Regions from separate parts of the Mus musculus genome. Here region 2 is linked to region 1. Evidence: chromatin loops called from intact Hi-C (ENCODE). Cell type or tissue: left cerebral cortex. All regions are shown on one strand. Links, peaks and the distances in the headings refer to the core of each region. The heading gives the core; the rest is flanking DNA. Region 1 has its middle 39 kb from the start of Gm39384. Region 2 overlaps Lca5 (Leber congenital amaurosis 5 (human)).

Region 1 (15,311 bases), core at 4,825-12,824:
AGAGTAATTAAAAGTTTAGGTAGTAAAACTCAGTTGCTGGTGAAAGTATTCCAGTAGTTGGAATTAGAACTTAAATATGATTTATTTAATGCGCATTCTTTGCCTCATAAGAGGACCAGTAAGAAGTCCCAGATCAAGGGACAACTGTTTGGAAACAAGAGACGCATCCAGAGGTAGGCACCAGAGACTATGGCACTAGTGTCCATCATGATTTACAGCAGGGTGGACCATGGGGCTTTCTGGGCAACAAATGCTGACACAAAGGTAGTTGATAGTGACTCTTCTGAGGTTTAGGGACCTCTGCTCATTGTGACAGAAGAAGGCTTCAAATAGAGGATAGAACTGTCCCCTGAATGTCAATAAGATGATTTCCAATGGCAGAACACCTCGAGGCAAACATGTGCCTGGACGCCTGGGAGCCGGAGCTCCCAAGGCACTGAGAGAAGAGCCTGCAGGTGGAGGATGTGCCATCTGAACATCAGCATCACAGGACACATCGCCAATGAGGCCCTGCTGGAGTTGTTTGTATTATGAATGCTAATTATGTTCCCCCCAAAACTGCGTGAGAGTATCTGCATGTAGCTTCTGGGAACCTGCCCACCCCCAATTGGTTCTGATTGGTAGATAAAGATATCAACAACCAATAGCTGGGGAGGACAGACAGAGGAGGGATTTTAGGTTTTCCTGGGCTTGGGACTGGGAAGAGGAGAGGGAAAGCCACCACGCCTGAGAAGAGTGCAGGACAGAGAGGCGTAGCTGCCATGTGAAGGAGCCGAGACAGCGCGGCTCAGAGCAGCTGAGATAGAACACAGAATTTAGTAAGCAGTAACTCGGAATTATGGAATTATCGGCGGGAAGTAGTAGAGGTTAGGCAATGACTCAGCTATTGTGCAGTTTAAGGCATATTAAAATATAAAGGCTGTGTGTGTGTGTTTGTGAGTTTCATTCAGGACCAAAAAAAAAAAAAAAAAAAAAACAAACCAAAACAAAACAAACAAACAAACAAAACATTGGAGTGGGTAGCAAGTCTGCCATCAGAATTTATTAATGATTTAATTATTAAAACACCTTGCTTTTTTGAGAAAAGAGGCTGTTTGTATTTCATAGAACTGATCAAGGTATTCTCCTGGTGTCCAGGAGTGAGTTCAAATTTGATGAGACCTGGAGCTTATTTAAAGTTAAGAAAACAAAATTAGATATGCTGACTTGAATCCCACTCAAGTCTTTCCCCATCTCTTTCAGTACTTGGCTACATTGGATTCACCTGTGTACCTGGGTGGACATGGAATCCAGTCTTTTTACTTTGAAGAACATAGACTCTAAAAAGAGCGATGTGAATGGATTTGGAGAGCTTCTTTATTCCAAAAGGAAAATTTTAGCAAACTTTGAACATAAAGCTCCCAAGGAGACAGACCCTGAGTCAGAGGAATGCTGTCTCATGTTAAAACAGAGCTTTTGGAGCCCTTGGTACAAAGTACAACTTGTCACTAACAACTGAGAGAGGAGGAGGGGGAGGAGGAGGAGGGGGAGGAGGAGGAAGAGGAAGAGGGAAGGCCTGATGAGATGGCTCAGCAGACAAAAGCGCTTGTTGCTAGGCTTTGACGACTTGAGTTCTGTATCAATAACCCACATAGTAGAAGAAGAGAACGGACTCTCACAAGTAGTCCTTTTATCTCTACACATTCGTTATAGTGAGCACTTGTTCATGTATACACATACACACACATACACACACACACACACATACACACACACACACACATACACACACACACACATACACACACACACACATACACATACACACACACATACACACACACACACATACATACACACACACACACACACACATACACACACACACACACACACAGAGTGTAAGACAAAGTCAAAGAAACAGACAAAACAAAAAGGTATACATTTGCCTTATACATAACCCTTGCCACTTACATTTTAACCAGAGAGAACTTGGCTTTTGATGAGACAAGAGGAAGAACTTAATTAAGGTTCTGGTCTATACTTTGACTATGGGCAGTGTTTCCCACTGACTAGCTTATGGCTACAGTGTTCTATACTATAAGCCTTTTCGGCAGCTGATGTTGGACATGGGGATAACATGAGTCCCTCAGGCCTTGCATCACTGCATCACTAATGTGAGCGGGCACCATCGGCAGAGAGGGGATTCCTCCAGCTCATCATACTCCTGGCAGTAAGATCCCAATGCAGACAGTGATGGTGAACCACACAGTTCTTAACATCTCCTCAACTCAACTTCCCCTTAGCTAAACTTGGCCCACAGACAACCCAACACATCGATTTCAAAAAACATGACAGGAATCTGGAGAGAAGGAGGCAGTCATCTTAGCTGATCTTGCAATTAATTTTATACAAACAAACTTCTGTTGTCTGGACTTTAAATATCTCCTAAAAGCCCACGTGTTAAATGCTTGATCTCCAGCCTGGGGTGCAACTGAGAGGCAGCAGAACTCTGGCAAGTCGAGCCTAGTGGAAGGAAGTTAGCTCGCTGGGGATGTGTCCCTGAAGGGAATGCAAGGACCCTTTCCCCTCCTCCCCTCCCTGAGGGGAATGCCATTACTAAACAAGGAGAGGTAGACACTAGCCTCTCTCCTTCCCTATTCTTTTACCCAGCCCTGTAGAGCACTGCTAATGTGGAGGAAATGCAGCTCTTGCATTCTGTGAATGGGCTACATAGAATGGGACAAACTGTGGTAGCGACGTGGTGGCAGAGTCAGCCTCCCAACTAAAACAGAGCTGATCTGACTAAACAGACACGTCCCTTCTTCCCTCCTTGTGACAGACTTAACTGATTCAGCATTTGAAAACAGACACTAAGGCGGCATATTTGTGCTTTCTAGTTAGCATTCCTTTGTTAGAAACTCGTCCTCAGGCACGCAGACTATTCCTAGGCTTGCTTATACCTAGAAACAGATTGGAGGAAGTTGAGTGAGTGACAGGTCCTCGCCTGCAATGCTTTAAGGAAGTGCCTGTCAGGTAGGCAGGCAGCCAGATGACAAGTCCACACACTTCATCAACTCCACTGTACACAAAGGGCGAGGTAAGACTGCACATTCTCTATGGGTTAAGAAAACAAAGGGGAGTGCATGGCTCATAAAGCTTCAAATATATATGATCTGGCCCACTGCAGGAAAAGCACACTAAGCCTTGGATCAACAGTAAATTATATGAGGGAGGGCACTCAATTGTCCCTTGAACAATGTTTACAAACTGCATGTCACCACTGATAGCAGGCTGTGACATTAACTTGTTGTTTGAAGTCAGGACGGTATGACACTATTATCTCAACCAAAACTTAGACACTGAAACCATGACCTTCAGTGTCTTGGAATGTCTCTGTGTTCGGGGATAAAGCATTAGACATTGTCCTGTCCCTGACACTGCTAACTGAAGCTTTGCTTGTTACAAAGCCTGATCAGGTCTTGCTATGATTCATGGGGCTTTGGTCATAATTAAGTGAGGTCTTTGGGGTGGGCCTTAATCCAGTATAACTAGAGTCCTTACAAGAGAAGAAATTTGGGGGGCTGGAGAGATGGCTCAGCAGTTAAGACACTGACTGCTCTTCCCGAGGTCCTGAGTTCAAATTCCAGCAACCACATGGTGGCTCACAACCATCTGTAATGGGATGCGATGCCCTCTTCTGGTGTATCTGAAGCTACAGTATACTCTTATACATTAAATAAATATTTTTTTTTAAAGAGAAGAAATTTGGATATAGTCACTCCAAGATGCCCATTAGCACCAACTCTGCTGACACCTTGACTGTAGGACCTTCAAAACATAAATATGCATAAATTTTAGAAATATGAGAAAGACTGACTAGGCAATGTCTATGAGCTCTGTACAGTAAAATAATGTTTATAAAATTTAATTATATATTACATGTGTGTATACTTAGTTTTAATGTGTGATATACATTTTCCATATGGGTCATGGTAAAACAAAAATTTGGATAGCCACTTGCTTAGAACAGATGTGCTCAGTGGATTTTTTTTTTCTTTTGGTTTTTCAAGACAGGGTTTCTCTGTATAGCCCTGGCTGTCCTGGAACTCATTCTGTAGACCATGCTGGCCTCAAGCTCAGAAGTCCACCTGCCTCTGTCTCCCAAGTGCTGGGATTAAAGGCATGTGTCTCCACTGCCTGGCACTCAGTGGATTTTTTAAGAGTACCTGCATTATTCTATCCAGGTCCTTATTGGGGTTGCTGACAATTTTTATACTTTACTGTTCTTTGTCTATAAAGAGGACTGCCCATTTGTTGTCCCCCACTTCTGATCTGATGCTGCAATCTCTTATGACATCACATCATAGACTTTACCATGAACAAAGCTGTTTCTCCCAAGGTCAGAGTTCACTTTGCTTTGCTTTGTAGCCATGCTCAGAACAAATGGTGGATTTGGGATGCAGCAGATGTCTCCAATATTCATCATCTAAGCAGCATAGCTTCCATCACTAGGCAAAAGCCCTCCACAGTCCTTTAGGGAGCCAATTCTGGTCATCTGTCCCATGGCACAGGCACAGGCACATGGCACAGGCTGGTGAAGGCCTTCCCTGATACTTGACATGTATGTGGTCCTTTGTTTAACCACTTGGATCTCTCTTGGAGCCGGTTTTCCTTCTGTACAGATGGGTTCTCTCTATGGGACAAAGCTCAGTTGTCTTTGGCCTTTGTCTGGCAAGTGATGATCCCATGACCTGTGGCTGGTCTTTCAGCCATGCCTCAGTAGTAGGCTTATAAGGCTGGAAGCTGGACTTAGTACCAGGTGAATGAGAGGAATGAAGGTTATAAACTAGAAATTATTACCCTTAAACGCCATTAAAGAAATGCATGCCATATACGGGAAACCACCCCATTGGGTCAATAACTGAACTAAATCAATTAGTAGGCAATTAAAAGAAAAATTTTCATAGTATTGGTTTAGAGGAAGAGTCATTGTACACAATGGTTGAATAAAAATTAGGACTCCTACAGACATAACCATTATTCTCTCATTTTAACTTTAATTAAGAAAAACCTGGAGGGAAATTTGTATGGAAATAAAAGGGCATCTTCAAACTGAGGTTCATTATTGCGTTATGCTAGCAGACAGTAGCATAGCTGGTCACTCAGGTGTCTGGAGGGTTTGCCATAAGTCTGTGCCAAGGTTTCCAAGCTTTGTGTTGTGTAGAAAGGATCCCCAAAAGCACATGGATGGATTTTTTTTCTCCCTAAATAAAAAACAACAAAACCAACCAGCCAACAAATAAAACCAACGTACCACAAAACAGCAATCTGCAGCCCAGAGACTATGATAACTTTAAGACTATATTTAATGAAGCCCTTCCAGTCTCTAGTGCATTAAGGGATTATACTTAGTGCAATGCAAAGAGGGACAGGCCTGCACAGAGTGCTTCCAGCCCATGGCTAAGCCTGACCAGCTGGCTGAGAAGCCATTATTTATCTAAGCCAACAGGAAGGCTTAAAAGGGGCCCTTGCCATCAGGAAGCCTGTACAAGGCTGAAAATGCTCCTAAGGATGCAGCCACTGCCCACCAGCTCGTCTGAATTGCTCCTCTGTCTTCTGTCTGTGAACACCTCCGCATGGCTGCCAGCACCTCTGTCTTCCTTGTTCTCATTTTCACTGCGTGATTTCTGGGTTCCCCTGTGTTTCTGTGGGGTGCCGGCACATTTGCTACTAGAAGTCCACCTGCCCAAACTTACATTTGTTTGTTTGTTTGTTTGTTTGTTTTTGTCCTTAGTAATTCTCTTCAGGCATGGCTGGATCTATTTCATTTCTTTTTACTATTTCAGGACTTCGGGAAAACTGAAGCACTTCGCCCAAAAACTTCCACTGAGTCCAATCCCAAGGTTGTGTCCTCGTGTTCGCCTGCCCTGACTTTTGGATGGTTTCTCTCCCCCTTGCCTTTTCCTATAATGGTGAATATTGGTTTCTCATGTTGGCCAATATCTCCTTTTCTGCCCTCTGGGACTTCATGGGCTATTTCATTACAGCCACCAGGATGTCAACGGGGTGAGCCTATGTGCTTACACTGGCCATTTCACCTGCATCTCAAAACAGCCTGTTTCCCTACTTGGATTAATACCATCCATTAGCTGAGTTTTAACATTTTCGTGCCTTCCTTTCTCTTCTCCCTCAGGAGGAAACAAAGCATCTTCATGGCTGTGACCTCAGGTCAAGTCTTCATCGCTGAGGTGACTTTCTAACTAGTCAATAGACCTCTGTCCTCATATGACCCTCACCCCGACCCCTCACCTGCCATCCACTCATTTCCTTAAAACCCAGACATAATTATTTGGTACTCTTAACTGCAATCCTTCAATGTTTCCCTGAGCCGATAACAACAATTCTCACATATCAACGTGTTCGTGAATCACCCAAAGACCTTGTCAAAATGGAATTCTGACTGGAGTGGCCGCCACAGAGATGATCTTTGGGCCACGCTTTCAGTAGCCAGATCTTAAAGATTCAAATCTCATAGTATGAAATTCCAGTCCCCTTATGACCAGGCCCTTGTTCAGAACACCTGGTTGCCTGTGCTGGTTCCAAATCGTTATTCTATCCCAGGCCTGTGCACAGGCTGCTACTGCTGATGGAGGCTCTTCTGAGAAACTCCTTTCTATGGATCGTAATTCGAGTTTTCAAATAAGTTCCTCTAACGTGATATTTCTGGTGCTCTGTCCATGACAGAAAGGGGTTAAAAAGCTCCCCCTCTATGCACTTTTATTCTGGGTCCTTTTTGTTTGTTTTCAGTGCTAGAGAGCAGGCCGCTGTGCCTGCTAGTGGACCCCTTTGAAGTAGTCACGTAATATTTAAAGTAGCAGAATGATATGCACACCTTTGTCTCTCATCTTTACTGTGTAGCTGGCCCATGGTTCCCTCGGGGTGGGGAACTGTATTAGTCAGCGTTCTCTCTCAGGGAACAGAACTGGTAAAATTATTATCTAGGCCAAGAATTAATATAATATAAAACCCAAGAGTTTGGTAGTTGTTCAGTCCACGGGACCGGGTGATGTCCCTATTGTCCCGATCTGGCTGGAGTCCTAGAATGCTGATGGTCATCCATCTATGTTGGGATCCCAAAGAAGCAGGTTTTAATGGCAGCAAAGGGATGCTTCAGTACAAACTTGCCAGCGAGGGCACACAGGCAAATAACACAAGTATCCTTCTGTGTCATATGTGGGCTGTCGCCAGAAAGTGCCACCCAGATTTAGGGTGGATGTCCCCACCTCAAACGACTCTTCACGGCATGCCCAGATACTTAGGTTTTACTTGACTCCAGATGTAGTCGAGCTGATAACCAAGGTCAGCTATCACGAGAACCTTTGTGCAATGCCTGGCGCAAAGTGAGCTTATTGTTCATCCCGCTTTCTTTAAGGGAACCTTCTTCACAGGCTGTGCGCTGATCCTTGACCCTCCCAGGTCTCCGGCCACACTTCACATCCCTTTCCATAGCCTGTGATGTACGCACCGGCTGTGGATGAGGCCACATTCAGGAGTTCAACATCAAAGACCATTTCTATAACTAGTAGGGAAGGGATGTTTCACAAGCTCTTTGGCGTGAAATGGTTCAATGATATCACAATTGTCTCACGTGTCTTAACAACTCACACTTGGGTTGTTAGCATGGAGATTTTTTTTTTCAAACTTAATGAAAATCTCCCTGAATTGTTCCTGAGGCTAGCGGGAAGAGAACAGAACTGTGAAAGAGCCTCACAAAAAAATATATATTTTACATCTTTCTAGAAATGTTCTTTTAATATTTTCACTGGGTCATCAGTTCTAGCTTTATAGTTTCTTTTTATCATTAGACATGGCTAACAAAGAGGTAGATTAAAATACTTTTGAAATCTTTGACTGTTTGGCCAGGTTGTACAATCTCCTATAGGACACAGAAGTAATGCTTTTGTGAGAAATCACCCTCCCCTTTCCCTCCCTCCTTCTCTCCCTCTCTTTTCTTGTTCCCTCCCTTCCCTCCCCCACCCCCAGAGAGATATTTTCGTAGGAGAATCTCTCTCATAACATAGCTAAACCTCATCTGCCACTTTTAGTAAAATCATCGAATATCTTATTGATCATAGCAACTAATAAAGTATGTGTACATTTGAACCTTTGCATGTTGTTATTTGCTCTGTTTTAAAGCTATTCACTTGGCTAACTCTTCCTTATCGGTCAGACATAGAACTAACTGCCTCATCTGAACTAACCTCCTCCTGGTTAACGCTGCTAGAAATCTGATTTATTTGCTTCATCCGCATCCTTTCTTCTTTAGAGTCAGGGACTTTAAATATCCTTAGCCTGGATCACAGGGTTAGCGCGCGCAATGCTCAAGGTAGGCAGGATAATGTTCTTGGCTAAAGATAGTGCGCGGATGCACTACTTCACCCTGGCGGCAGCAGGAAGCTGATGGGAGCTCCTGGAGATGAAGAGGTTACGCTGGATTATTATGTATGGTGACCCAAGGTAATCACTGGGGTCCTCTCAAGAATGAGGAGGAGTGTCTGAGCAAAAGGAAGAGACAGGAAGTAGCATGCTAGGATTCGTGATGTGACTGTCAACCAGGCAGCCTCAAGGGGCCGAGAAGACGAGGCAGCTGATTTTCTTCTGGAACAAACAGAAGCCATCCCACTTAACTCTTGGCATCAGCCTGTGAGACCTCTAGCCTGAATTTTACATGCATCCATGTTGGGAGCCGCCACATCTAGATGGCTTGTCAGCAGCAGGGAGTCGCTGCAGTGTTAATTAATGTTGCTGTGGAGAGTGTCACAGAGATGCGCCCCTGTGCCTCTCTTCCCTCCTCTCCTGTGTGGTAATTCCTCTTCCTTAGCAGCAAAGGAAGGGCTGATCACTGTGGCTTTCCGACCCATAGTGTTTCTGCTCCTGACTTTCTGCTGGTTCAGCAAGTAAAGTTTTCTATTGCCCCGGGCACTGTGTGGCTTCCCCCAGAGCCTGCATCATAGTTACAGATTTTCTATTGCAAAGCATATGAGATCCTGTGGTTGATAACGTGAAGAATCTGACTTGTTCTATAATTTACTTTAGAGAAAACTCTCGATCCTTGGACAGTGAGCTTGCAGAAGGTAAACCTTTGCAGGTCTGCTTCCACTCAGGCTAGACTTTCCCCTCCACAGGAGCACCCCCCCCCCATCTTTCTAGAATGAGGTTTCCTGACGCCTTAGGCAATCTAAAGTCGTGTAAAGATTCACATGCTGCAAAAGGCTTCTGAAAAGGCCACTGCCACCTTCAGGGTTCTCTTCATTTGTTCTGGTAATGGTTAAAATGAACAGGAAGCCCTCTACTTGCATCTAGACATCAGGCCTCTAGGTGTCGCTGCTGCCCAAGCCCTGTTATACAAATGCCAGCCTGCTCAATACATACTGCTTTCTCAAGATTTATCCAGCGTGTGTGTGTGTGTGTGTGTGTGTGTGTGTGTGTGTGTGTGTGTGTGTGAATTACAGACCATTATCACTCTTCTCCCTTTCTGTATAAAATTAAAGGGATGAAATCATGTACCTGGTTACCAGTAAATGTCATCCCTTTTGTTCTATGCTCCTCTTTAGCACTAGAATATCCAGGCTCCTTTTGTTAGATGGGTCTTGCTTATCTGTTCAGATGGCCTCAGATTAGCAATGCTCTTGCTTCAACCTCCCAAACAGCTGAGGCTGCAGGTGTGTGCCATCACACAGACTGGATATGTTATTTAACTACCTCTTTATTAAAAGTATACCCAGATCTATATACAGAAGTGATTACCTTTGTATAGCATATGCCAGTAGTTTCCCTCCCACTAGATGTATCTGCGGTTTTAGAATCAACTGTGAGTCACGTTGCTTTTCAAGGTCGTGGGAAGGCATCAGAGAGTTCATTAGAGATCTGGAAACACCATGGCCAACCTCGAGTCACTTAAAGGCTGGTGCCTTCCGTGTCTAAGAGTTTGCTCATTAGAAACTATTTTGAAATAAGAATGCTACATAAAAGAACTTAGAAGGCCTTTGTTCTACTTTGGTTTCTGTTTCTGGGACAAACACCATGATAAAAAGCAACCTGGGAAGAAAAGTCATTGTGTTGTCTTACAGCTTATGGTCCTCCATGAAGAGATGTCAGGGTGGGAACTCAGGCAGGATCACCTGCCCAGGGTGGCACCGATCTCAGTAGGCTGGGCCGTCCCATTATCAACCATCAATAAAGAAAATGCTTCACAGATGTGGCCACCAGCCATTCTAATGAGGCAAAGTCTCAACTGAGGCTCCCTCTTCCCATGTGATTAGTTTGTATCAAGTTGACAAAAAGTACCCAGCACAGCCTTGGAGATAGGTGACAAGTCTGCTATCAAGAACGATCTTGTCCCACATGACCTTCCGTGACCTTTCACCCTTTCCTCCATATGACCAGATGCAGGGACGCTGTCTCAATGCTAAATGTGACAATTTCCTCCAACACCATTGGCTGAGCCATTCCTTTTGCCACTAGCATCACTCACTTCAAATAAAAATGTATTTTATTTTTAGCTGCGTGCATGTGTGTGGGTATTTGCACAAGATTGCAGGTGGAGGCTGGAGGCACTGGATCCCCTGGAGCTGGGATTACAGGCCAGGTGAGCTGCAGATGCAGAGCACGGAATTCGAGTCTTTTGTACACAGTTACCTGGTGAGCCAACTCTCTAGCCCCTCAGCACTGTCTGGGTGCCATTCTCTGCAGTTACACTGACTTTGTAACTTATGGTTGCTGAAGGTCATGCTTCATAGCCTTGGCCCAGACAATGTCGGCCGGCTAAGACACAGGAACAGCCTTTTGAAAGATACTTCTAGGCTTTATCTCTGCAACTCAGTAGAACTAAAGCTTGAGACAATTATCTGCTAGTATGTGTGTGTGTGTGTGTGTGTGTGTATATATATATATATATATATATATGTATGTATACATATATATGTATTATATATTATATGTTATATAATATGTCTATATATCAATCAAAATATGAGAGCTTCCCTGATCTTACACTTAATCTATGTGCAGTCACTTCCCACTGGCTTTCAGTGTAACTGAAGTTATTATTAGGCACAGAACTTCACTTTGACTGTAATCACAGCTACTGGAAGACAAGGGAACACACTGTTTTTTATCATCCACCCACTTGTTCTACCTAAGAAAACTACTGAACAGCCGTTAGCTCATATATTAAGGGCTACATCTAGTTAACTTCTAAATTGCCAGATTCCTGTCTTACTTCTACAAGCAGCACCTATTGATCTCTGACTCCAGGACTGAGGCTAGTAAGAAACCCAGGAAGGCCAGAGTTTTTTGTTTTTTTGTTTTTATTCCCCCTCAGTCAGAGCAACAACCCAAAAGTTGTCACTGTCTAAACTGACTGGGTAGTTAAGGGTTGCAAAATATGCATGAAATTAAGTGAATTTTGTTCATACTGAGAAAATGGATAGCACAGAAAGGTCTCAGGTTTGGCTGTATTTGTGTAGCACAGCAGCAGCAGCAGCAGCAGCAGCAGCAGCAGCAGCAGCAGCAGCAGCAAGCCTTCCTTAGCTACTGAAAAGAAAAACCAGGCTCTTCAATTAGCACTTTGCTAAGATCAAGGTCCCAAATCTCCCGACGTGGCTTACACTGCACTTAATGTCTGACAAACTTGGGCTTTCTGATGAAGGCGGTCAGCATCCAGCCAACAGCGGTATTCAGGCCTGCCTGTGGACAGCACATAATCCACAGGCTGGAGCCCACTGTGCAGAAGGGCCCACTGCAGACGCCTCTCCTACGATGCCTCTCCCAGGCCCACTGGCCGGTGCAATGGGGAAGGCGCTGTGAGCAGCCACGCTGGGAGTGGCTTTCAAGTGCTCATCGAGGCGGAGAATGGTACTGGCCTTCTGAATCTGGATCTGCTACTCTTGACTTGGTCAGCGTGTTTTAGTGGCACACAAATCCCCAAGGTACACATGAGAACATCCAAACGTGGACCAGGGACAGACAGAGGCTCAAGTGCGTTGGTGAGCACAGCACTGACCAGGCATCACTCAGGACCAATTAGGTTGTTAGTCATTTTTCTTTGACTTTGCATTTCCCCAGAGTTAATAAAGGGGGGGGGTCTGTGGCAGGATCACTGATCCAACCATCTACCCACTCAGCGACTCACTGGATACCTTGAACTGAGAGTCAGGGCGCATGGCATCCATCACCTGCCATTTCCTGAGACTCGCTTGGTCCTTCACTTCAGACGACCTCTTCTGGGCAAACAGGTTAGATGCTATGGAGAAGGGTTTTTTGTTTGTTTGTTTGTTTTTCAGTTATTTACTTGCTGCAGGAGTAAGAACAATGTGTGTGTATGGCGGGATGATGAGAACATTCAAGTGCAGCCAAGCACGTGCTGTAAGAGCCAGGGCCTTTAGAATTATTGTGATATATATATGTATATGTATGTATGTATACACACACACACACACACACACACACACATATATATATATATATATTTTTCACTGTTTTGGAAGTCAAGGGACTAGGCTAAGGCTAAGGCTCTAAAAACAGGCTACTGCTTACCATGAATCCCAGATCACATGAGAAATTACATCATAAGCTTTCCATATATACTTCAGCACCATAGTATTCCTTTTTTTTCCTACTCAAACAAATACAGGTTGGGGTTTGTTATGTAGCCCATCCTGACCCCAACCTTTCCATCCTCTTGCTTCAGCCTCCCGAGTTCTGGGATCACAGGTGTGTGTACACACACAGGCTGAAATTAAATTTCACCAGCTTAATGAAATCGGCCACACAATCAAAATAAGGATCGGCTCAAGCCTAAACTCTGTCTTCCAGATGGACTTGTGTTTGTGACAAGGCCATTCCTCAGCCTAACAAATCGCTAGCTCTCCAGTGAGGTCAGGCCAACAAGGCGTACATATTTCCTGTAAGCCATTTTTACTTAAATGACTGAGGTTTTACAAAACACTGGCAGTCTCATCCTTCAGCTCTTAAAGTGACTGGCTCCAGATGTCACTTAGAGATTCCTTTTATGGAATCCCTTGGTGGCATGTCTCAGTCACTGATTTATTTTCTTGTAGCTGCGAATTCTCTCTTCAATTGCTGCTTTGTGGTTAGAGAGAGCATTCCACTAATCATTGTTCTCTTGAAGGGCCAGGGGCTAGCCTTTTCAGTAGAGGTATACTGGAGGGATACTACGAGAGACGTGGCTCTCCTACTGTGCCTGACTGCTGCACAGTAGGTCAGCAGTGTGGGTAGCTTGTGTCTACATAGTTCTTTAGTGACCTTGCACCTTTGGCCTGAGCAATGTGATAACCCCTTTGGCATGGACGCTATTTGCACCAGGCCTCCCTTTGGCACTGCCATCTGCTCCTTCTGTAAGCATGGCTGCTCACTAGCTCAGCAGGCCAGGCCTTAGCCTGTGCTCTATGGGTGGCTTCCTCTTTGACCTGCGAACTTCCTACCATCCAGGAACTGCTACAGTATCTCCCTCAAGGACGTCTGAAGGGCAGCCTCCCTTCATGCTTCCCCTTCTTGGATAGTCTCCATCACCCCCAGGGGTTTCTCACATCTGACAAGCTTAAATTTTTTTTTTTAAATCAGAGTTCAGCAATTCCTTATATTCATCTGCCTTGTTTAAATCACTGTGTGATTCTTATCTCTTAATTGGTCTTAGGCTAACATAACATATTTCAAACTTATAGCTGTCAGCAGGAGAAAAAAATAAGAGAGATAAGGAATCAAACTTCCAGCTATAAAGTAAGGGAAAAAAAATCAGGACTTCTTAGCACATGGTCATACAGTCAATTACCAAATATACTGTTGCACACGCTAAAACTGCACGTATTTCATCTGACAGTCAGCTCCGTGACAAATTTATGGCCCACAAGTAAAAAGAAGACACACAAGTACAAAATGACTCTGTTTGTACAAAAGCAGGGCAAACTAAAGACAATTAAATACACCAGAGAAGCGATGTCTGCAATATTATACAGTATATTATATCAACATTCATACTCACAGTAGCATAGCCAAAGCACTGGACATTCTCCAACAACAGCATACAGACTTAAGCATTCAACTTCGCATCAGCGAACTCCACAAGACAGTCCTGGAAGACATGAGCAGGGTCTGGTCTTTCGACTAAATGCATCTGGGCATGAACTGGTGACATGCCATTGTTGAAGAGCGAAAGGAGTGTTTGTCTCACCCCCACCCCCTTCTTAGAAAGCTCACTAACTTACAGACATATGTCAAAGTACAAAGGGAAGAAAATGCTCAAAGGCTAGGGACATAGTTGTATGGTAGAAGTGCCTGAAGCCATGTGTGAAGCCCTGCCACAATCCCAGCACAATACAACAACAACAAACAACAACAACACACATACATACACACGTGCGCGCGCGCGCACACACACACACACACACACATACACACACACACACACACACACACACACACACACACACACACACACACACTTAACACAGATTCTCAGGCCCTGGCTGCACACCTTATTTGGAGGCCCCTTTCCCTTCTGCTATGTAGTACAAAGGACTGTATGATACCAACTCCACAAGCAAATCACCAGAATGTAAATTATAACATACTGAAAATAGTAGCAAGAAAGAGCCACTTGCCAAGTCACTAATAAGCAGTTGTTACTAATGGGAAAACCTTAAGAGAAAACTGACCTTGACCAACATTTACCCTCCGCATTTAGTTGGTCCTCCACATCACTGTATGGGTCTGGCAGAATTCTTGCAGCTGTTTAGATTCCAGCGGTGTTTGTTTGTGCTTACTGCAGATGCAATTATTTGCACACTGGGTTCCAAGCTAAGCTGTACTAGGAGAGCTGGTCCCACTGGCCTCTTTCATTAACAGGCAGCATGGTGGCCTAGGTGAGTCTTGACTGGGGAAAGAGTCTTGCTGTTGGTCAGAAGTTGTACACAGGCATAAATGCTATAGTCATTGTAGCAGCTAAATAAAGACTGGGTGGATGCTGGAATGGTAATGAACACTTAGTAGGACAGCCGTGAGAGTACTCAGGTTCCCATGCTGGAGATGGGAATTCTGTTGCTATCACAACATGCTGTCACCCTAGGTAGTTGGTGCCCACATTTCTGAGAGCACACCAAGAGCGATTTATCACAAAGATGGGAGGCGAGACAAGAAAGAGAGGGTATGCCCTCTTACTGACAAACTGCTGGCTTTCAGACATGATGACTGTCCTTGGCATCTGCCATGGAGCCATGCTTTGGACTGCCCTAGACCCCAAATCTTTGAAA
Region 2 (15,311 bases), core at 3,706-11,705, 220 kb after region 1:
CCGATCGTTTAATGGACAACACTTGCAGGACTTGAGTTTTTTAACTCCCAGGGGAGAAGGCGGGAGTCCAGGACCGATCCGAAGTCCAGGACAGATCCGAAGTCCAGCCCCTCTAGATGAGTTTTCATTTGGTAGCTATGTGCCTTCGTTTGGAAAAACATTAGGGAAGTCAAATCCACCTAGCCAAAAAAGTAGCCTTTTAGATTTCCAAAGCAACAGTTCTGAAAGCCCGAGTAAAGACAGTCTTGATTTAATGTCGAGGAAAGAGAAAAAGGCGACTCTGATGGAGCAGCTGTTTGGCCCCAGCGCCAGCAACACCAGTGTCTCCTCCAAGAGCACCGACCCACACTTCCCTGCTGCCAGCAGAGGTGACATGGACCCTCTTCATTTCCTCTCTGGGGACAGAAACAGCAGAGTCCGGGAGCCTGGCGATGAAGAGGAAGACCTTTTCCTCAGGGAAGGAAGAAGTTTTAATCCAAATAGACACCGGTTGAAGCACGCAAGCAATAAGCCAACAGTCACGGCCGTTGACTCTGTTGATGAGGACATTGAAGAGGTTACCCTCAGATGACTGACTGGAGCACACAGAGTATATATATATTTTTCAATTGTAAATATTAAAGTATTTTAATACAGTATTTATTATAAACATTTAAACTTTCAATGGTAAAGTAGCCTTAGGAGGGAGTAATTTTTAGTGGCTAAATATGGCACAATTAAACAAATAGTGCCGTACCATAAAGCCACATTGCTAAGAATGCTTTTTTGTTTTGAAATGAACCCAAAGGAGAGTTGTTGCGTACTATTTTTCTGTTTTACAGCTAGGTCTCACCAAACTAGCACATTGGAAGTTTCACTTCACTGGAATCTTCCTCGTTTCTTTTCCCTCTATTTTTGATCCAACATCAGTGAGCCCAAGTATTGTTTTTCTACTAATGGCTAAGTGGAAATTGAGGGTCTGCAGTAGGATTAGAGACCTCAGGTGGCAGACAGCAGTGGGACTTAGGAGCTGTGTCCTTGTCTGAGGTGACAGAGCCAAGCCACTCTTGAATGGTGATGGCAATAAAGTTGGGACTTCCTTCCTTGTGAGAATATCCCCGGGCACTGAAGTATACACTGGACAGTTACTCCTGAGGAGTAATCACTACTCCTCAGTTGCAGGCCTGCAGCCACTCACTGCTGTTCTGCTGGCCACTTGCGTGGATCACGGTAGAGCACAGGAGACACGGTTGCCTTCATGGCATCCCTCCCCGTGGCTGTAGGAGGCTCGGGCGCTCTGTCCTTCCTCTCCTCTTCTGTACACTCAGTATTCTGGTGACCAGGTGGAAGATTCTCTACCAAATACAGGCAGGAGAAGAAATGACAGGCCAACACAGAATAATTTTCAACTCAATTATGTTTCCGGAGTGATATGTTTGGAAATTTTAATACATATTTTTAAGATTTGAACTTGTGCTCCAACTCAGGAGACAGCAGTGTGATACTCTTGGGTTTACAGGACAGATGCTGATGCAGCCTCACAAAGAAGGTTCCCGCCTGGCTGAGGAGATGCAATAGTTTCCTGTTGAAAGGCACAGGTCTCCTTCCACTCAGTTCAGGACAGCTGCAGGGGCATTTACTGACTTGGTCTGGTCTGTTGGAGCAGTACTCAATCAGCTGAGGAGAAACACTGTATGTTACATGGGTGACTGGAGCAGTGTGTCCATTTGTTCATAGTGTGCATCTTACGCAAGGCATACATACTGATTGGGGGAAAGGGTTGCCATGGTACTTGATAAGACCTTCCCTGGTCGGTCCTGATTCACAGCCGTATTGCTGTCATCCTCCTGGATTGGGTTGTTGTCATATTTTTGGTAACAGACTCTTCTTAAAGTGCTAAATAATATTTAAAACTTTTCTCAAAAGAAGATTTTAGGTCTTCTGTGAATAAGCATTTACTATATTGCAAATCATTGTAATATATGTAAACATGTTATTTGTGACACAGTTCTTGATAAAGCATTATGTAATGTTAATTTTGTTCATGGCTGTAAGTTTTCTACCAAAGTATTCTAATTTTAAGGTTTTTAAATTGTTTTTTTTTCCAGAAAAATTTTTATTCATTATTTTCATTATATTTATGCCTTTTTCTACTTAAAAGACTATTTAACCCAATGAAACAAAGAATTATCAAAATTAAATTAAGTTAAAAGCTTAAAGGCATTATGATGTTTAGGATTAAAATTTGATATTAAAATGTACAGAACTTAGAAAGCAAATCAGTTTTTTCTATGTCAAGTTAAATTTATTTGTACTCAGAACTCTTACTAATAAAAGGTTCAAACACACTGGGATCCTTTATTTGAATGACACTTTATCGTGGGAGACAGGCCATGGAAGCAGGATCCGGGGGGCTAGTACTTAATTTTTCACCTTTATTTTGTTCAGGACTTTTAGTTGAAGCACATGAATTCGTATTAACTCAGGCTAGACAGTGTGGGCGTCTTATCAGGTAATTATAGTTCTAATTAATCTCTTCGACCTTAATAACTCCTGCACGGACACCTATTTCACGTGGTAATAGAGAGAAGGTGCAGGCAGGGAGGATGAAGCTGAGTGGGAACACAGTCCTGTTTTCTGGCTGACCCTGGGTTTCCTCATCTTCGTTTCCCATTCCAAGCTGGAGTCCCTGGCTGCTCAGGACACCTGAAGGGAAAAGTGTCCCGAAGCAACAGCATGAGTGCTTTAGACACATAGAGATTTCCGTAACTCGGCAAAGAGAACACCATAAAGTCTTTCTTTTTTCCCTTGGCTTCACAATACTTACCCTTCTCACATTAAAGTCCATTTTAAAAAGATCAATTGAAAGTGCTCTCCTCTTATTGAGGTGAGTAGAGAGGGTGGAGACACACCCTGTAGGCACTGCCCTCACATGGCAAATTATATCTGTGGGCTGTGGCTTCCTTAGTTCGTAACAGTCTTCTGTTGGAAATGCACAAGGAGGCGAATGCTTCACCAAGTGCCCAGCACAGTACAAGCACTTGATAAACAGCTGCTGTTATTATAGCTAGTTGAAATAAATAATTGAAAAAAATGGAGCAGACACACGAGTGCGCACACACGCACACACACACACACACACCCCAAAACTGGTTGCACAAGACCGTAAGCAGTTAAGCTTCTAAGCCCCCAACCATAAGGTATCCATACTAAAGACACCCTGTCCTGGGTCTGTACTTACCGTCCTTTGTTTAGCACTGTGAGCTCTTCTACAGAAGAGCAGAAAAAGAACTTGGGAAGAGTTTCTCAAGACAGGTTTTGTGGCATGAGGCAGAGGAAAAGCCTCACAGTGATTAAAAAGTCTGGACAATGCTGGGCCTTAGGTGGCAGGCGTTAATTCCCACCCCACTTCTGCTACAGCGGGCGTGTCTGGAGAAGCCTGAGAACTACTGCGTTCTCCTTTCTCTCTCTGCAAAGCTCTGCTGTTGAGGCAGTTTACCTTGCGGGGCTTGTATACACCCATTGAGTGAGTTAACACACCCAAAACCATGCTGAGAGGCACAGCCACTCAAATGTGGCTGCTTGGTGGTTGTTATGGAGAAGGAATTAAGAAAAGGGAAGAGCACAGTTTTCAAATGGCCGAGATGGCAGTTCCTGCTTTCGTGTCCTTTGGCTCATTTATTCCTCCCTTTTCCCGAGTAGCTGGTACTTTGTCAATCTTTGCTTTCTTTAGAATTGAGGTAAACACGTCACCCGTGTTACAGCGTATACCCAGACTTCATAGGTAGAATGTTGTACTCAATACTCACAACATAAGAAATAAAACCAAACAAGCAAGCAAACAAAACCCAGCTTCTACAAAATCTATTACTTTTGCTTTGTCTTGTTTTCAGGTAATCTTTTGGTAAGAATAAGTTGATAGCTTCAAATCTACAGGATCCCTTCAGCTGGCACTATCTCCCTAAAATGTCTACCAACTGGCAGAAGAGTCATTGCCCATGGTTTGCAGTGATATGCCCACTCTCTGTGCTGGTTGCCTTAATCAGGGAAGGATGGACTCTGCTCTTGCCCTGCTCAGGACAAGGTTAGGAATGGGGAAGGCATGGCTTCACTGATGAAGCATTTTGGACAGTTGGTGGCTGCTGGGAACAGTCAGCTTTCTCTAAGATTGCAGCCTCTGGTAGGTTCCCTTAGATCCAGTGGTTGGCCCAACCCAATACCCATGAGTACGTGGACTACACAAACTGGAGTTGGTTTTTCTTAAGACCCAAAGTTGGGAGGGGGTGGATCTGAGGGGAGTTGTGTATGGGAGAAACGGTGGGTGAATGTGGTTAAAAAAAAAATATATATATATACATATTGTATGTGTTTCTTAAATTCTCAATAAAAAAACTTTTTTGTTTAAAAAAATTAATAGTTTATTTCTGGCACATGCCTCTACATTTGTAAACATATTAAGTCAGTCCATAACAAAATAAAAATTAGAAATGAGTCAAAACAGGATAAAAACACATTTGGCTTTGAGGTCAGGAAATAGGTTAGACTTGACTGCTTACCAATTACAATTTTCATCAAATAATTGGTCTTCGAGTTCTGTATATGTGAAGTGGGGCATGCTTATGAGAATCAATTGAAGTGGTATATTTTTAGGAGAAGAAGAGAGTAGAAGGAAGCACGTTGTAAGATAGGTAGTGTTGTTGGCTCTGTATTTAAGAGATGCACACATGGGCTGTAGAGATGACTAAAGGGATATAGCAAAGCGACTGTCTGCCTGTTGCCTCTGCATAGGGGCTGGGACCCCTGGGGCATGCAAGCTAGCTAGACCAACCAAATCAAATGGATGGGCTTAGGTTTGGCAAAAGAATGATCAAGGAAGATACCTTATGTCAGCGTCTGGCTTACACACACACACACACACACACACACATGGACACACAGTACGCACAAATGGACTCACTGCATTCATACACAAAGCAGTCTTCGCCATCCAAATATCTTTTAAATAGCTGAGGCTGTCAGTATGAACATTTGAAAAGGTAGGCATGTCCTTAGCCATCTTCAGGTAAGATGGTTCTCATCTTTCTTGACTCGCGCAGAGGCTGCAGCCCTCCAGAGAAGGCATTGGGCTTTTCCATGAAGGAACAACTGTGGCTGTGGGGGAAGCGAGTTTGCACGGAATTTTGCTTCTCTGCCGTACTCGCGGAGAAATCAGAAGGCAAGGGATTTCCTGTCTGCCTCAAGCAGTGTACAGTGATTCCTTCAGCTGGCACTATCTCCCTAAAATGTCTACAAACTGTCAGAAGGGTCATTTCCCATGTTATGCAGTGATATGTTCACTCTCTGTGCTGGACTCTGCTAGAGAATGCCACCCAGGCAGCATTGTGGGGGACCCCCTGAATTCCAGGGCTAAAGAGAGCTAGCTGCCTGTCCCCACTAACGGATCTGATTAAAATCTATGTCCTGTGCAGTAGGAATTGATTCTGGCTAGGTACATTTTTTCCATACAATCTATATAACAGGGCATTGTTATGTCTGATTTTAACAGGAAATCAAGAGTTCATACACAGCCAGTGATAGATGCCTGAAACTATATGCTTCTAATCTATGCGCTATGGGTAGTATTTGGGACAGGGAGAATCCTTCAAATAATGAGTACAAACCCGCATGCCACTTAAAATAATTTCCAAAAGCATGTAAAATCAATAGACCCAAAAAGCACTGACCAGGTAAATGGTGTGTTGTGTCCAGGGCACTTGTATAGTACAATAAGGTCCATGGCACTCAAGTCTAGTTTTCTGTAAATATCTAAGCATACCTCATCCTAGGCAGGCATAGTTTCTCTGGACCGGACACTGTTTTTTCTCTTGAACAAACTGAGCAGCATTTAAATCGATCTGCTTTATGCTTCAGGCAGTAATTTTCATGCATCCTCAGAACTGCTGAAACATGTAGAAGCTGGGCAAAGATGCCTGTTGACAGCTACGTTCTAAGCCTCCTGTGCCGAGACGGCATCAGAGGGCATCCGTATTTGAATGAGCCCTCGAGGGCATCCTGATAGACACAGCTGGAGTCTGAGAACCACTTTTATAGGGAAAGCAGAGGGAAAGGAGGTGTCCTTTTATGTACAGGAATGGCTGCAGTATTTCGCAAACTCAAATCCGGTGCTTGGAGCTTGTAATGCCAGTGTACAGATGAGATATGGGGACACTGCCCCTTACACTGTGTGTTCTCTAGAAAGAAACTATCTCAAAATTTTGTGTGTGTGTGTGTGTGTGTGTGTGTGTGTGTGTGTGTGTGTGTGTGTGTGTGTGTGTGAAGGCTATGCTCATGAGTGGAGATAAAGCTACATGAGTGTTTCTTAGGGTGATGGTCCCGGCTTTCCTACTTTGAGACATAGTTTCTTTGCTGAGGTTAGCCGGCCTGGCCACTCCTGGAGCTTCTCCTGTCTCTTAAAGTAATTTAGGTTTTTTTGTTAAAAGTTTAGAAAATGATGTGTGTGTGTGTGTGTGTGTGTGTGTGTGTGTGTGTGTGTGTGTGCATATACACATCAGTGCTTGTGCATGTGTGTGTTCTTAGTGGTCCAACCAAAAACTTGTGAATACAACTTAAGAAATACTAAATTATTTTTAAAGGTTTAGTCTGCATGCAGGAGATGGTTTATGTAAAAGTAAAATAGAACTAACTACTTGAACTCTTGTGCATCCTTGAGCACCTGGAAAGATTCCGTGTCATTTATGGTTGTGGTAATTTGAAAAAAATGGCCCTTATAAGCCCATAGGGAGTAGCAGTATTAGGAGCTGTGGCCTTGTTGGAGGAAGTAGTCATGGGACAGGCTTTGAGGTCTCAGATGTTCAGGCCATCCCCAGTTAAATGTTTTAATTTGTAAGAGTTGCTGTGGCCATGGTGTCTTCTTCACAATAGAAACTCTAACAAAATAGTCAATTTACATTGGGTTTTTATGAGGTGGGATTTTGTTTGCAATGCAAATCTCCACATGTCTTTCATTGGCTTTGTAGCTTACTACAAGTCAAACAGACAAGCCATTTCATCTTAAACAGACCTGGTTTGGGAAGTTTGTTTGTGTGGAATTTGTTATTGTACCAAATGTGGATCCATGTTAAAAAAAATTACAATGGAGATGAGGTAATGGTTATGATGGTAGAAAAATAACTACTCCTGGTGATTCCTGATGTGTCCCAAGTACGTTATTCAAGGCAGACTCCAGAAAATGTACACTGGGCTGGTCAGTGAAACTGGAGCACTATTAGCTACAAAACTTGTAGCACAAGTTTTGAACATATTTCTAAAACTGTGATTACCCCAGTACAACTTTTGCCTGGGGACTAGCAGTCTCCTAAGTAATTAATGCATGGTTCTGGCCCCTCCACTGGACTCGGAACTTTGTTCATTTTCTCTTACCCTTGAGCCTGCTCAGAAACATGCTCTAGTGGCCTCATTTACATATGCCGTTCTCCCCTCTTTCTCCTCTTCCCCAGCCATTTCAGTTGTAGCTTAATTTCTGTTTCTGTTTCTAAGTATCCTTTTGATGAACTAGAAAGTTTGATGGAGTCCAGCGGCATAATTAAATCCACGGGCAGTGTCAGTTGGGTGTTCCTTCGATTTCAGACATGTTGCTAGGATACTCTTAAAGACACAATTCTCTTGATTAACTGCACAAGCTAGATTGCCCAAGTAGCATTTTTATCGTTCATAGAAATACAGGTCAGGTTGCATTTAAATTTATAGCAAGATGAGTGCTATCCAACTCCGAATGCTTTTAGCATCACAGAAATGTATTTAGGTATGCACGGGAAGAATGTGTATGGAATAATAATTTAGTGACTGAGAATTAGTCATCTATTTTAGGGAGAGCCAGTGTCCATGGATTTGAAGCTGAAAGAATTCTGAATTTAAATCACCACTGAGAGACTCTATATCCATTGTGTGTGTGCTCTACAGAATTCCCACTGTGGTTATTATGATTGTTATTATTTACCGGTGTATTTGATTCCAAAATTTTATACAAATTGCAATCATGGTCCCTGGTTGATTTAGTAAAATAAATCAAGATGCTTACAAAGAAAAATAGAAATCCATCTGCAGTAATTGACTCCATATGGAGAGTTGTTTTTGAGGTTCAGGACTGGCAAATAGCTTTATTTGGGTGGTGTTTTAACAATTATTTTATGGCTAATAAATATGAAGATGTCAGTAACTGTGTCTATTCCCTGTCTATGATGCACTTGTTAATTGTTTTTTTTTTTTTTTCATTTAGCAAGTGCTTTCATGGCTTCTATTGTATATAACGCAAGTGTTAGAAACCATAAGAGGAATTTTAAATGTCGCTGTGACATCGATTTTCATTTTGCAACCATCAGTTCCATACTAATGCAGAAGATGGATTGCACAACTCAGGAATCGCAGATAAGACGTAATGAAAGAGTCAGTGAGAATCCACTACATAAATGAATAGTAGAGTTATTTATGAGACAGCATTGACAGCTCTCGGTAATCAATTGGATGGAGGGGAGGGAGAGAGAAGCTTTCAGAAACACTAACAGGAGCAGCCATAAGGACTGTTAGAGGAGCAGATTTGAGAGGAAGTGCCAAGTAGTTTCATTTCAATTCACCTTTGTTTTTTGGTCCATTTTGTTATGTTTAATTCAAGATCTTTTTTGTAGCTGGAGCTGGCCTTGGGCTCTTGACCCTCCTCCCCTGATGCTATGTGTGCTGATATTATAGGCATGTTCCACTACGCCTGGCTTATAGCCTGTTCTTCAATGTATTGAGTTGTTGAACATGCATACAGACATGTACAGGCAGCACACAGAAGGCAGGTCTGCAGCAGAGATGTTGATTTAGAGCTTTATTCTACGCATTTGGCCTCTACAGTCAGGAATCTGCACAAGGTTATTTAGTGTGCAAAACACATGAGTTGAAAAAGGGTTGTAATAAACTAAAATGGGTTCATTAGCTTGTACCTTTAAAGTGGTTTCCTTAAAAATAATTCCTCAGGAGAGCAGGAGAGCTGGCCCTATCCCTCACCCGCTGCAGTACTCGGGAGAGAGGCCCTGCACCTCACTTGGGCAGCACAATAGAGCTGGTGACAAGGGCATGAGCTGGCTGTCAGTGGGCGAGCATGTACAAGGTGGCTTCACAGCTTGTCTGCCCTGTGGTGTCATGGGTGAGGGAGAGATGCCCTCCTCACCCCACCCCTTGCCCCTCATCACCTATGGCAGGCAGGAGAACTGACTCTATCCCTCACCGCACAGCTGGCTCTACTGTCTTGGGTGCAGGTGAGCTGGCCCAAGGGCATGGAAGTGGGAGAGCTGGCTCTGTCTCTTGGCAGCTGCTGCATTGGGTAAGCTATCGGCTGGAGTGCTGGTGTCCTGGTGGTGTGGGTGTGGGAGTGCTGGTGGGCTGACCAGTTCACATGCCACCTACACCCACATGTAGGGCTTTGAATGTACTCACCCCAACATCTACCCCAAATATGAATTGCTGGAGTGTGTGAAGGGGCTGGTCCTACAGGTCCAAGGCTGCAGGAGCTCCATGACATAAGGTGACAGCAGGATATCAAGATAAGTCTGAATGAGGGTCCAGTATTGATAGTGTAGCAAAAGCCAGAGACCTTGAACTAGACCAGTGATTCATTGCAGTAAATGTTTGAAAGCAAAGAAGTGTGGACAAAAGGGTATACTATAGGTCACAGGGACATACTACAGCTTCTACAACAAGATTTTTTTCCTTTGGGGGAGGTACAAGGGCAGAGGGCAGGGAAGGAGACAAGGAGATGGGTGGGATTGGGCTGCATGATATAAAATTCACAAAGAATGGATCAAAAGTTAAAAAAGAATTCCTCATTTTTACTCAAAGCCTCAAAAATGATACCTCAATTCTACAGTTAATGAAGTCACAGGTCCCTCCTATCTTCCTATTAATAGGAAAGGTGTTTGATTTTTGAAGATTTTGGGGGGAAGAAAAGCCATTCTTTTACTCTGAAAGGCTTGATCACTAATCATTTTGCCTCTGTTAAATTTTCCAAGTGGTGTTGAAGACACTTGAAGATATTCCCTGTGGCCTCGGCAGACACCAGCCACTGGGAAACGGAGATGAGATGAAACAAACCTCTCCTTCTACCGACCCATCGGAAGAGCTGCTTGCTCTGAGGGCTTCTGCCTGTCTGTTTCCTGGCTGTGTCTTGCTCCAGTGATCCCCGTTTCCCCTGTCAGCACCACAGATCTCACTCTGTCACCCTCTTACAGGACTCTCTGGACCAGTGCCATCTGTGGTTCAGAACATAGGATAACATGAAAAGACTTGCAGCACTTTCTTGTTCTCCACAGCCCCTAAGCTGAGTCACAAAATCCCCACGTGCAACTAAACTCTTCCTGCTGACTTCCTGAGGATGCTTCTGTAACAGGTGCAAAGGGAAGCACTATAGACTACTGTCCAGTCTAAGCTAGCTTGTTTTGTGTTGCTGTGATGTCTGTAAGCTTCTTGGTACCTTCCTCACCGTGGTGGTTGGGCTCGTCTAAACGACTCACAGCTGTTCAAGCAAACACTGATGTCCTTTCTAAAAAAAGAATATTGTTTGAGAATTTCATAGATGCATATATGTGTTTTCATCCAGTTCCTCTTCCTTCCCCCCTAAGTTCTCCCCTATACACGCCCCCCACAACCACTTTTTCCTAGTGTGATGGAGGATGCCATGTGATGATGGAGAAAGACTATCCTTATGTTCACAACCCAAGGGATACTGAGGACTGTAATGGATCACCACAAGCAAGACAGGAGCTCAACCAGAACCCTTCCAGGGTCCTCAGAAAGCATGTGACCGTACAAACACCTTGATAAAAACTTCAAATCTACACAAATAGAAGGACATACATTTCCGTTTTTTAAAGAAACATTTAAAAATATCTATTTTATATACTGTTGCTTTGTCTGTTTGTTGATGCACCATGTGACCATCTGGTGCCCTTAGACACCAGAAGAGGGCATAGGTTCATCTAGAGCTGGAGTTCCAGGCAGGTGTGAGCTTTGTGGGGCTAGGAATCAAACCTAGGTCGCCTGGCAGAGCATCCAGTGCCTCTTAACCAATGAGTACCTCTTGAAAACATTTTTATTTGACAGATAGCAGTTATACATATTGATGAGCTTCATAAATAATTTTATTCAGGTATACTGTGCCCTTTGAACTCACCCTTATACAGAACATGTTAAAGCCAAGATATTTTTAATGTGGATTTCATAGTGAATTTAGGAATTTTGTATTGAATAGAATTTGACAGAATTTGTGCTGTAAATTATCTAAGAAAAGCCTCAAGAGCAAAATCACCTGGTAATCAGAGACATGGAGTTGGTGAGTACATACTTTGTCTCTACATTTGAAATGAACCATCCAGGTGTCCTATTTTAAAGAAGTACGTTGACAAGGACACTAGGACTTAAAAATATTTAAAGAATGCACTTTTCATCCTGCTGTTAATGAGAGGTAGAGCCAGGGCTTAAGCCCACAGGCGTTTCACCCAGAGCCTTTAAAGCTCGCTCGTCTATAAATACTGCACTCATTCTGTCTGCAAACACTGAGCATCTCATGTGCGCATCTGCCTAGATCGCAGTGCTCAGCCTTGTAAACTGGCGGAAGCAATATCTGCGTTTCTGGACTGAAGGGGAGGGGAGGCAACAGCGTCTGATTAGTATCTGATTTAGCAGCTAATGTTCGGATGCAATGTGGAGCAATGAACTCAAGGAAAGAATAATCCAGAATAGAAGCAAGATGCATATATTTATAATAATATAACGGACACTGCAATATGAGTAAATACTTTGTGCACTTGAATGGCTAAGATACATATGTAGCAGAGGATGGCATTGTCTGACATCAATGGGAGGGGAGGCCCTTGGTCCTGTAGAGGTTTGATGCCCCAGGGTAGGAGGATGCTGGAGCGGTGAGGTGGGAGTAGGTGGGTGGGTGGGGGAGTACCCTCATTAGAGGCAAAGAGGAGGGGAAAGAGGGCAGATGGGATGGGGTGTTGTGGAGGGGTAACCAGGAAGGGAGATATCATGTGAGCTGTAAAGAACGGAATGATTAATGAAAAAAAAAAAGATTTCACCTGCTTTTCCTTAGCCATTCAAGTGCACAAAGTATTTATCCATATTGCAGTGTACATGTCTGCTTTTTAAAGCCACCCCAGTTACAGCAGTTTGCAGAGGCAGCCCCAGGAAGCCAACCCAATGAGCTTTTTCTATCATTACATAGCATCTTCATCAACAAACAATAGTGTCATGATATTGCATGTATATAAACATACCAGAGCTAATTGCCAGTATGCTCTTGGGGGCATTTTTGCTGCTCTTACAGACGCTTCGCCACTTGGTTGTGTGTATCAGCTTCACATGGTTATCTATACACTGGGTCAGGACCCCAGGAGTGGGGCATGGCTGGTTAGCAGTTAATATGATATTGTCCTCTAGGATTATATCGTTTGCACAATCACTAGCCCACTTTGACTGTCTCATAGACATTTCAATACTGTTGAGAATGCTTGTATTCACTTCACTCCAAGTGAGGTGATGTTAGACACCATTTATTCTACGACTGCCTGTTCCAATCCTTTCTTTCCCAGGTTATTGATCTCTCTTTTGATGTGTTACATTACCCCTTCATGATATAATTTAGGGGAACCCCTCCCCACCCCCTAGTGTGAGGCTGGAGCTGTATTGCCCTCATAGAGAACCAGCACTCACATTGGACGGCACACAACCAGCTGTGACTTCAGTTCCACGGCATCCAACTCCCTCTTCTGGTCTCTGCAGGCATTGCATGCACAAACATACATGCATGGAAAACATGCACAGACATTAAAAACAAAAATCAAGAAAACAAACAAACAAACAAACAAACCCCAAAACCACAAAACACAATCAAAGAAACAAAAAACCCCAAAGGCCAACATATAAATAAATGCAAATAAAAATAAATCCCTATATTTATTCTTATCTTTTGATTTTTCTTTTAATCCATCATATTTACTTTTTAAAGTTTTATCTGTAATTTATTCTTAATCATTCTAGATTCAAAATTCTATTTCACTTTCTACAGAAATAACTTTTTTTCCTAATGTCTACCAAGCTATCCTGACACCTTTTCTTTTCTTTCTTTCTCTCTCTCTCTCTCTCTTTCTTTCTTTCTTTTTTTTTTTTTCTTTTGGTTTTCCATGACAGGGTTTCTCTGTGTAGCCTTGGCTGTCCTGGAACTCACTCTGTAGATCAGACTGTCCACGAACTCAGAGATCTGACTGCTCTGCCTCCCAAGTGCTGGGATTAAAGCCAATGTACCACTACCTCCAGACTCTGACAAAAGTCCATTTAAGGGTTTGGCCTGCTCTAGGGTCTCTATTCAATTCCTCACATAACAAACAAAACAAAAACAAAAGGTTGGATTTGAAATTCTAACTTTTGAAATACAAACCTTAGTTGTTACTTCAAAGTTTGATGCAATGCATTTTGAAATTCCGTCTTTATAACATACAAAATTATTATACACAATAGAAACTATTTCAGATTCTGATTCTGTTCTATTTGCTTCATGCCTTTCCATGTGCCAGTGGCTGCCTTGCCTTTACTGGAAACCATGCAATTCATCTTAATGAGCCTTGGCACTAGACTCTAAGTTTATAACGCACCTAAAGTTTTTCAGTGTTCACACACACACACACACACACACACACACACACACACACACACACTTTTATGCTTTAAAGACCTTAGAAGTTTTGTTTGTTCTTGTTTTCAAAAGTCTTTTTATGTAACTCAGACTGGGCCAGACCGTCTAATCCTAATGCTTCCCACTCCTAGGTGCTGGGATTCCTGGCGTACATCTCCATGCTTGACAAACTTTTATGCTTCTTCCCTCCTCGGTGCTGAGGATCAAATCTAGGACCCTTTGTGTGCTAAGCAGATACTTAACTAAGCTACATTCCATACTTAGTTAAAAAATGTTTAATTAAAAAAAAAACCTTTGGGGATATTAAGCATTCATTCATTCATTCATTCATTCATCTATAAATTATCTATCATCAATTATCTATCTATCTATCTATCTATCTATCTATCTATCTATCTATCTATCTATCTATATCTATCTATCTGGTATGCTTATGGGTGGGAATTTTGTCTGCATATTATGTCTGTGTACCATATATGTGCAATGCCCATGGAGGCCAGAAGAGGGTGTCAGATCTCCTGGGATTGGAGTCATGGCTGGTTGTGAGCTACCAGGATTTGGATGCTTCCAATGAAGCCCAGATCATCTGGAACAGCAGCCAGTGGTCTTAACAGCTCAGTCATCTTTCCATCCCCTGGGGTATTTTTATTAAAACAACATTGATATGTCTGTAATGCTGCCTTGCCTTTCTGAGGATATGGACTGTGAAGTTCCTCTATAAACTTCACTTGTGTTGTAAGGGTTTGCTGGATTATTTTTACACAGTGTTTGCATATTTCTCGGTACATTTATTCTCAGGCATCTTCTGGTTTTTGTGTTGCTGAGGATGGCTCCTAGGGCCTTTTGAATACTGAGTGTTCTACCACTGAGCTGTATCCCCAGGCCCGTTTTGATTTCTCATTGCTACTAAATACACCATTTTCTTTCATAGACTCTTTGACACAACCACTGCTTATATATGTAAAAGTTAACTTTTGAGGTTTTGGGCTATATAAACATCTTTATAATGATCATTTTTAAATCCGTATTCCCATAGGGCACCACTTGTACTTCTCGGCTTCTTGCTCGCTACAGGCCTTTGGAATAGTGCTGAAGTTGTTCATAACTGTGTCATGCATAGTTTTAATAGGAACACATAAACTGTTTTCCCTTTATATGTGGCTGAACTTTGGGGCTGAGATAGATTTAATTTTCCTCATGTTAAACACATATATTTTCTCATTTTATTTAAGAATTTTAATCAAGAGCAGTTGTCCAGTTGTTTTTCAAGTAGTGTGTGTGTGTGTGTGTGTGTGTGTGTGTGTGTGTGTGTGTCTAGCAATAAGATTATATACTTGTTCACTCAGGCCTAATGGGGTGAGTTGTATACTAAGAGATGTTTCTATTTGTATTGTAGCTGCTGTAGTTTTTTACTTCATACAATATGCTAAAGTGGTATTCGATGCATAAAAGATTTATAATTACGTCGTTGCCGTGAATTGGGCCATTAGCTTTAAGAACGTCTTCATTTTTGTGGATCTTTATGCTTTGAGGGTTGGATTTCACCTTTCCTATTAAGATCTTGGTCCTGTCTTTATTGTGAAGTATATTTGAGTCCCGT

What was found. Hi-C counts contacts between places; a loop is a spot of excess contacts. Peaks named below come from ENCODE experiments on the same cell type or tissue, not always from the same donor. Only the 100,000 strongest peaks of a DNase experiment are listed, where the experiment ranks them.
Region 2: it touches region 1 in a loop (2.8-fold over the local background); 31 of 42 quality-filtered maps call a loop at or near these places.

The regions. Positions count from the first base shown.
Region 1 is chr9:83,604,163-83,619,473 of GRCm38, reverse strand. No RefSeq gene overlaps it. Among named protein-coding and RNA genes, the nearest start is that of Gm39384, 39 kb to the right of the region's middle. In left cerebral cortex, for the core only: a CTCF peak has its summit at 9,340 (motif pointing right); DNase peaks (open chromatin) are centred at 9,366, 9,669, 10,380 and 11,155.
Region 2 is chr9:83,380,435-83,395,745 of GRCm38, reverse strand. It overlaps Lca5 (Leber congenital amaurosis 5 (human)), which reads left to right. Exons shown (of 8, transcript NM_027448.2): 8 at 1-2,330. The coding sequence ends at 571. Among named protein-coding and RNA genes, the nearest start is that of Gm46123, 37 kb to the right of the region's middle. In left cerebral cortex, for the core only: no CTCF peak of the experiment used is centred there; a DNase peak (open chromatin) is centred at 7,591; H3K4me3 peaks cover 243 bases.